2 separate regions of the Homo sapiens genome follow, and region 2 is linked to region 1. Evidence: read pairs that join two places in POLR2A ChIA-PET (ENCODE). Cell type or tissue: MCF 10A. All regions are shown on one strand. Each heading gives the region's core, and the rest is flanking DNA. Links, peaks and the distances in the headings are about the cores only.

The links. Peaks named below come from ENCODE experiments on the same cell type or tissue, not always from the same donor. Only the 100,000 strongest peaks of a DNase experiment are listed, where the experiment ranks them.
Region 2: POLR2A ChIA-PET joins it to region 1 with 5 read pairs; 5 of 35 experiments call an interaction of 5 or more read pairs at or near these places.

Annotation. Positions count from the first base shown.
Region 1 is chr6:56,729,272-56,732,196 of GRCh38, forward strand. All of the region lies in intron 5 of DST (dystonin), which reads right to left. Among named protein-coding and RNA genes, the nearest start is that of DST-AS1, 110 kb to the right of the region's middle. In MCF 10A, for the core only: no CTCF peak of the experiment used is centred there; a DNase peak (open chromatin) is centred at 1,590.
Region 2 is chr6:56,667,235-56,670,159 of GRCh38, forward strand. The region is part of intron 10 of DST (dystonin); the gene reads right to left. Among named protein-coding and RNA genes, the nearest start is that of DST-AS1, 180 kb to the right of the region's middle. In MCF 10A, for the core only: no CTCF peak of the experiment used is centred there; no DNase peak of the experiment used is centred there.

The sequences.
Region 1 (2,925 bases), core at 113-2,612:
CTTTATAAAGTTGATGCTTCAAAAATTCCCCTATTTTGGCTGGGGGCAGTGGCTCACGCCTGTAATCCCAGCAGTTTGGGAGGCTGAGGCGGGCAGACCACCTCAGGTTAGGAGTTCGAGACCAGCCTGACCAACATGAAGAAACCCCGTCTCTACTAAAAATACAAAATTAGCTGGGCGTGGTGGCACATGCCTGTAATCCCAGCTACCTGGGAGGCTGAGGCAGGAGAATCACTTGAACCCAGGAGGCGGAGATTGCGGGGAGGCAGAGGTTGCGGTGAGCCGAGATCGCACCATTGCACTCCAGCCTGGGCGACAAGAGCAAAACTCCATCTCAAAAAAAAAAAAAAAAAAATTCCCCTATTTAATCTGAGCCCACAGATGTGAAATTATTCTCGATCACTTTGCAATGGTCAAAACCACAGAGGAAATAGAGCTTTTTTTTCTGTTCTCTAAAAGATACCACTGTGTTCTCAGCTTGAGGATTTATATTATCTTCCCGCCACCAAATCAGAAAATAAAGAACAGTGTGATTGATTTGGTGGAGTCATGAAGTCACTGACTTCACTATGTGGGCAAAGAATATCTGCGCCATGAGTAAATTAAGCTTTCCAAAGTCGTGATGGAACAGTGATAAAATCTGTGATAGTCAGTTGGGTGTCTCCCATGCAGTAACCAAGTAGATGACTAACAAACAGAGTGTGTCCAACAATGGCATCCAGGGCCTCTTCCTCTCCAAATGCATTTATGTGTCAATAAATTAAAGTTTACAAAAAGAAAAAATATTTAGACCAAATATCCTCTTTCAAATGTGAAGGAATAAATTTAAAATATAGCTGATCAGTATTGAAGAATATATTTCCACCATAAATTGCCAATTAGATGGATCCTATGCAAGGAAACCACATTATATAGACTTCTCTGGACTCCAATCTTCCCCTAAAAATCATTTATCCCCTTAAACTACTCCTCCTAAACACAGTCTCTCATGGCTCAAGTTCTAATTCCAGGCCCAAGTAAGTGATTAAAGGGAGTCTTCTAATGATAGCTGTTAACATACTTCAGAAAATAAAGTCCTTCCTTCTTTCTCTGTCCCCCACCCCATTCCCCGAGAAAAGCAAAAGCTAAATCAGTACTTAACTCATAGGTGCCATTTCTCATATTGTTGTCCTATGAATTTCTAGACAGCAAATTGCACATGATGAGTAACAACAAGTAGTTATATAAAACCCTCTAATATAAAGAGGGAGTACCTAGTGTCATAGGTAGAAGAGGCAGAAATAAATGTTGTAAATGACAAAAGAATGTCATCAATTTTATATTTTGGAACAATTCTCCAGGTAAAATTTAGCTAACTGAAGACACAGGTATTTCCAATAACAACCAGCTCTTACTCTAGTTCTGCAGTTTAAATTATGCTAAAGAATAATATATAAATGTTCCTGACACCAGTAATTTACCTAGAAACCATGATTTGCAAGGTAAATAATCTGTGTGTTAACTGCACTTTATTCTTAAAAGTATTCTGAAGAATGATGAATCAAAAGGAAAACATTCTTAATAGAACAATCAGTTTCAAGGGCAGGCTTAGTCATACAACTGAACTACCGGAACACTAAAATTTAAATACATCTGGAAAAAAGCCACGGATGTCTGCTCACCAACAAATACAAGTTTTAATTAATTAGCCGATTTGCTTTAAACAAATGTAATTTTAGCCTGAAAAATACAAAATAAGGCCATATTAACTTTTTTCTGGAGAAAAGGTTACATTTTAAAAGTCCTCAGGGCCCATCCTCAAGCAGCCTTGGCCCAGGGCTGGGGTGTGCAGGGCACCAGGATGCCAGTGGGAAAGCGAGATGGAGCAGCAGTGGTTGAAGGCCAGGCTGAGGGCTAGGTGTCATCCACTGAGACTAAACAGAGTTTAGTGTTATCTGCTGGACTGTTGAGTGAAAAATATTCTCTGACCTGATCCTGAATTTTCCTTGATAATCAAAAGATTAAGAAACAGGGTCACACCACGTTACCCAGACTGGACTCAAGAGACTCTCCCACTTCAGTCTTCCAAGTAACTGGGACTACAGGTGTGCACCACTGTGCCTGGCCCAGAATTGTTTTCTTCATTTCATTTTTGGATTGTTCTTTGCAAGTGTATAGAAACACAATAGTTTGTTAAATACTGATATTGTATGCTTCAACCTTACTGAACTCATTTATTCATTCTGGTAGTTATTATGCTAGGTTCCTTGAGATTTTCTTTAAACAAGATGCTATCATCTGCAAATAGAGATGGTTTTACCTCTTCCTACTCAGTGAAACCATCAATAAGAGATTGATGTGTTTCATCTCATTTTCTGGCCTAATGCTCCTGATTCTTTTTAATGTTGTATTTCGCTGTTTGGATGTATCATAATTATTTTTACCAATCTCTTATTGATGAACATGTAGGTCATTTCCAACCTCTTGCAGTTATAACAGTGCTGCAATAAATAACCTATTACATACAGTCATAGAGTAATATTTCTCAAACTTTTTGGTCTCAGGATTACTTTACCTTTTTATACATAAGTTGCAAGTTTGGGCTTAGAAAGAATTTAATAATCATGAAAATTTTGTTTTCTTATAAAGTTGCTTTAATATTTGACATTGTTACCCTATCTAGATATTTTAAATGATATAATAAAACAAATGATGTCACAAATCAAATATTTAACTTTTTAAACAATAATATTTTTAGAGATTGCTTTTTTCTGGATAAACAAGGACTTTTAAAACAAAGAACTAAAAATCTTGAAATTTTTAATCAGGTTTCATGTTCCTAATTTTAATGGGTTCTAGTTCACAAGTGCTAGTTAATTCTTCACTAATCAGCCAGATGAAAGTGGAGATCGAAAAGGACCCTCTTCTAAGGAAGCAGCATATGCA
Region 2 (2,925 bases), core at 274-2,773, 62 kb before region 1:
ATTATTGTCCAATACCAAAAAATTTGCTCATGGTGATATTTTGATTGTTTATAATTTTGTCTCTTTTTTCTTTTAGAATAAATCAAGGCATTCAACAGTGAGAAATACACACAATTCAACTCTCTTCATTTAATTTTTTCATATGCTGGAAGAAAAGTACTTAATTTTCTTTTCAAGTAAAGAAAGGCTCAATGACTTCAACTAAAAACGAAGTTCTACAGATGAAAAGTTTCTTCTAGTGAAAGAAACCACAATAATATTTTATAAGCCACAGGACAACGACAGAATTTCAGCAACAAAGAAATCTTGTAAGCATTTAAACCTGATATATGGTATTTTAACCACGAACCTTAACAAAGGAAAATAAAGCAAACTAGGAAAACCAAAGTCCTAAGTTAAAGCTAAACATTGTTCTAAAAAGGTATTTCTGCCAAAATAAAAGTTCAAAACAAATAATTCAAAGACTCAAATTCTCACCTAAAGCAGTAAGAGCTCTATGACATCAAGCTTTTGTAGGAAATTTTAGGATCTCTGACACACAAAATGAAATATTTAAGTACTTAGGAGAAAAATGCATTATATATATATATATATACACACACACACACACATACACCAATTTGTACTTATAATTATTCATGAGTACCACAGAGACAATGTCCAGAGGCCATTGTTTTTAAAAGTAGGGGTTTTTCTAATCTATTTTATTTTTTTAGAGATGGGGTCTTGCTATATTGTCTAGGTTGGTCTCAAATTCCTGGCCTCAAGCAATCCTCCGGCCTCATCCTCCCTGCCAAAAGTAGGTTATTTTAGAAGAATAGCTGGATCCCATATTTTGCTTCTGCCTAAAAAACTTCAAAGGAGAGAGCAGAACACACCCTCAAAGATGCACTGTTACAAATACTTTAGGTATCACAATTGAAATATTTTAATTAAAGGCCACAAAGATTCTATCATTCCAAGTATAGAATGTGTCCAGCTGCACAGCCTTCTCATGGCCTCTCATTCTAAGTCACCTGGAAAGTGTAATATGATGATGGCTGTGTCTACAGCCACTAAACCTTCACTCAAGAAGATCTGGTGCTTTAAACAAGTGTAGGCAAGTTGATCCTGGTTTTTCTTTTCGATTCAGCAACCTACACCCACCTCTATTTAAATGTTGTTCCACAAAGGAAGGATACAATTATAGTATTTTAAAATAGGGGCCAGGCATGGTGGCTCACGCAGCCAAGCACGGTGGCTCATGCCTGTAATCCTAGCACACTGGGAGGCTGAGGTAGGCGGATCACCTGAGGTAAGGAGTTCAAGACCAGCCTGGCTGACATGGTGAAATCCTGTCTCTACTAAAAATAAATAAAAAAAAATTTTAAAAAATTTAAAAAAATTAGCCGGGAGTGGTGGCAGGCACCTGTAATCCCAGCTACTTGAGAGGCTGAGGCAGGAGAATCACTTGAACCTGGGAGGCAGAGGTTGCAGTGAGCTGAGATCATGCCATTGCACTCTAGCCGGGGCAACAAGAACAAAATTCCGTCTCAAAAAATTAATTAATTAATTAAATAAAATAAAAATAGGGGCTCCTGAGTGTGTGTATGTGGAGGATTCATTACAGTTTTTAGACATTGAAATTTCCAAAATAAAAAGGGAGAAAGAAAAGGGGAGAGAAAAGAGAAGTGAAAGGAAGGAAGAAAGAGGAAAGAGAGGAAGAGAACGGGATGTCAAATCAAACAGAGCTGGTTTTGAGTCTTAATTCTCTAACTTATTAGCAGTATAAACTTGGTAAACCTAAGGTTCCTTATCTGTAAAAGCTGGATAATAACAATTCCTGCTTTATGAGATTGTCAGGAGATTTGAATGAGAGAACACGAGTATAGCATTTAAGAGAACGAGAAAGTAATCAAACCATTAACTATCCTATATAATTATTTTTATTGTAATCAAATAAATTGGTTAGTTTAATGACTTTATAGTTTATATATAGTTTATAATTTAATGATGTCATAGCTTTAGAAATATAGCAAGTTATTCAACAACCTGACATAATATTTGTAAAACCAAAAAAAAAAAAAAAAAAACTGAGGTAAAGAAATATATAGTTTTCAGCCTGTAATCCTAGCACTTTGGGAGGCCAAGGTGAGGGGATCACCTGAGGTCAGGAGTTCAAGACCAGCCTGGCCAAAATGGTGAAACCCCATCTCTACTAAAAATACAAAAATTAGCCGGGTGTGGTGGCATATGCCTGTAGTCCCAGCTTCTCAGGAGGCTGAGGCAGGAGAATCGCTTGAACCTGGGAGGTGGAGGCTGCAGTGAGCTGAGATCATGCCACTGCACTCTAGCCTGGGTGATAGTGCAAGACTTCATCTCAAAAAAAAAAAAAAAGAAAAAGTAGTATATAATTTTCAATAAATACTTTCCGGGGATTTAGCTTCTTATAAGGCAATAAGAACATGAACTCAAGAGCCAGATTGCCTAGGTTTGAGTTCCAAGTCTGCCACTCGCTGGCTGTATGACTGCAAGCCAAGTATTTACTGGGTCTCAGTTTCTGTCTGTTTACTGGGATGACAATAGGGATGTTGTGAGGAGAAAATGAATTAATATATGTAAACTGCTTAGAACAGTGTCTGGCACTTAGTAAGTGCTATGTAAGTATTAGCGTGGATTTAGCTGTTAATAATGCTCACCAGGAAACTATTTACCACCCCAAAACTGGCAATTGTTAAGCCCACTCACTAGAGTAATTAGACTAGGAGATATGAACTGGAAACTTGTGGGCTACAAGTCCAAACTAAACTCTAACCTTCAAACTCAGCAGTTCTTTAGAGGCAAAATCAAAGTCTGCTATCTGCGAAGTTACTGACAACATCCGAAGACATATTACAGCTGTGTGTGCGAGCGCCCGTGCGTGTGTGTGTGTGTGTGTGTGTGTGT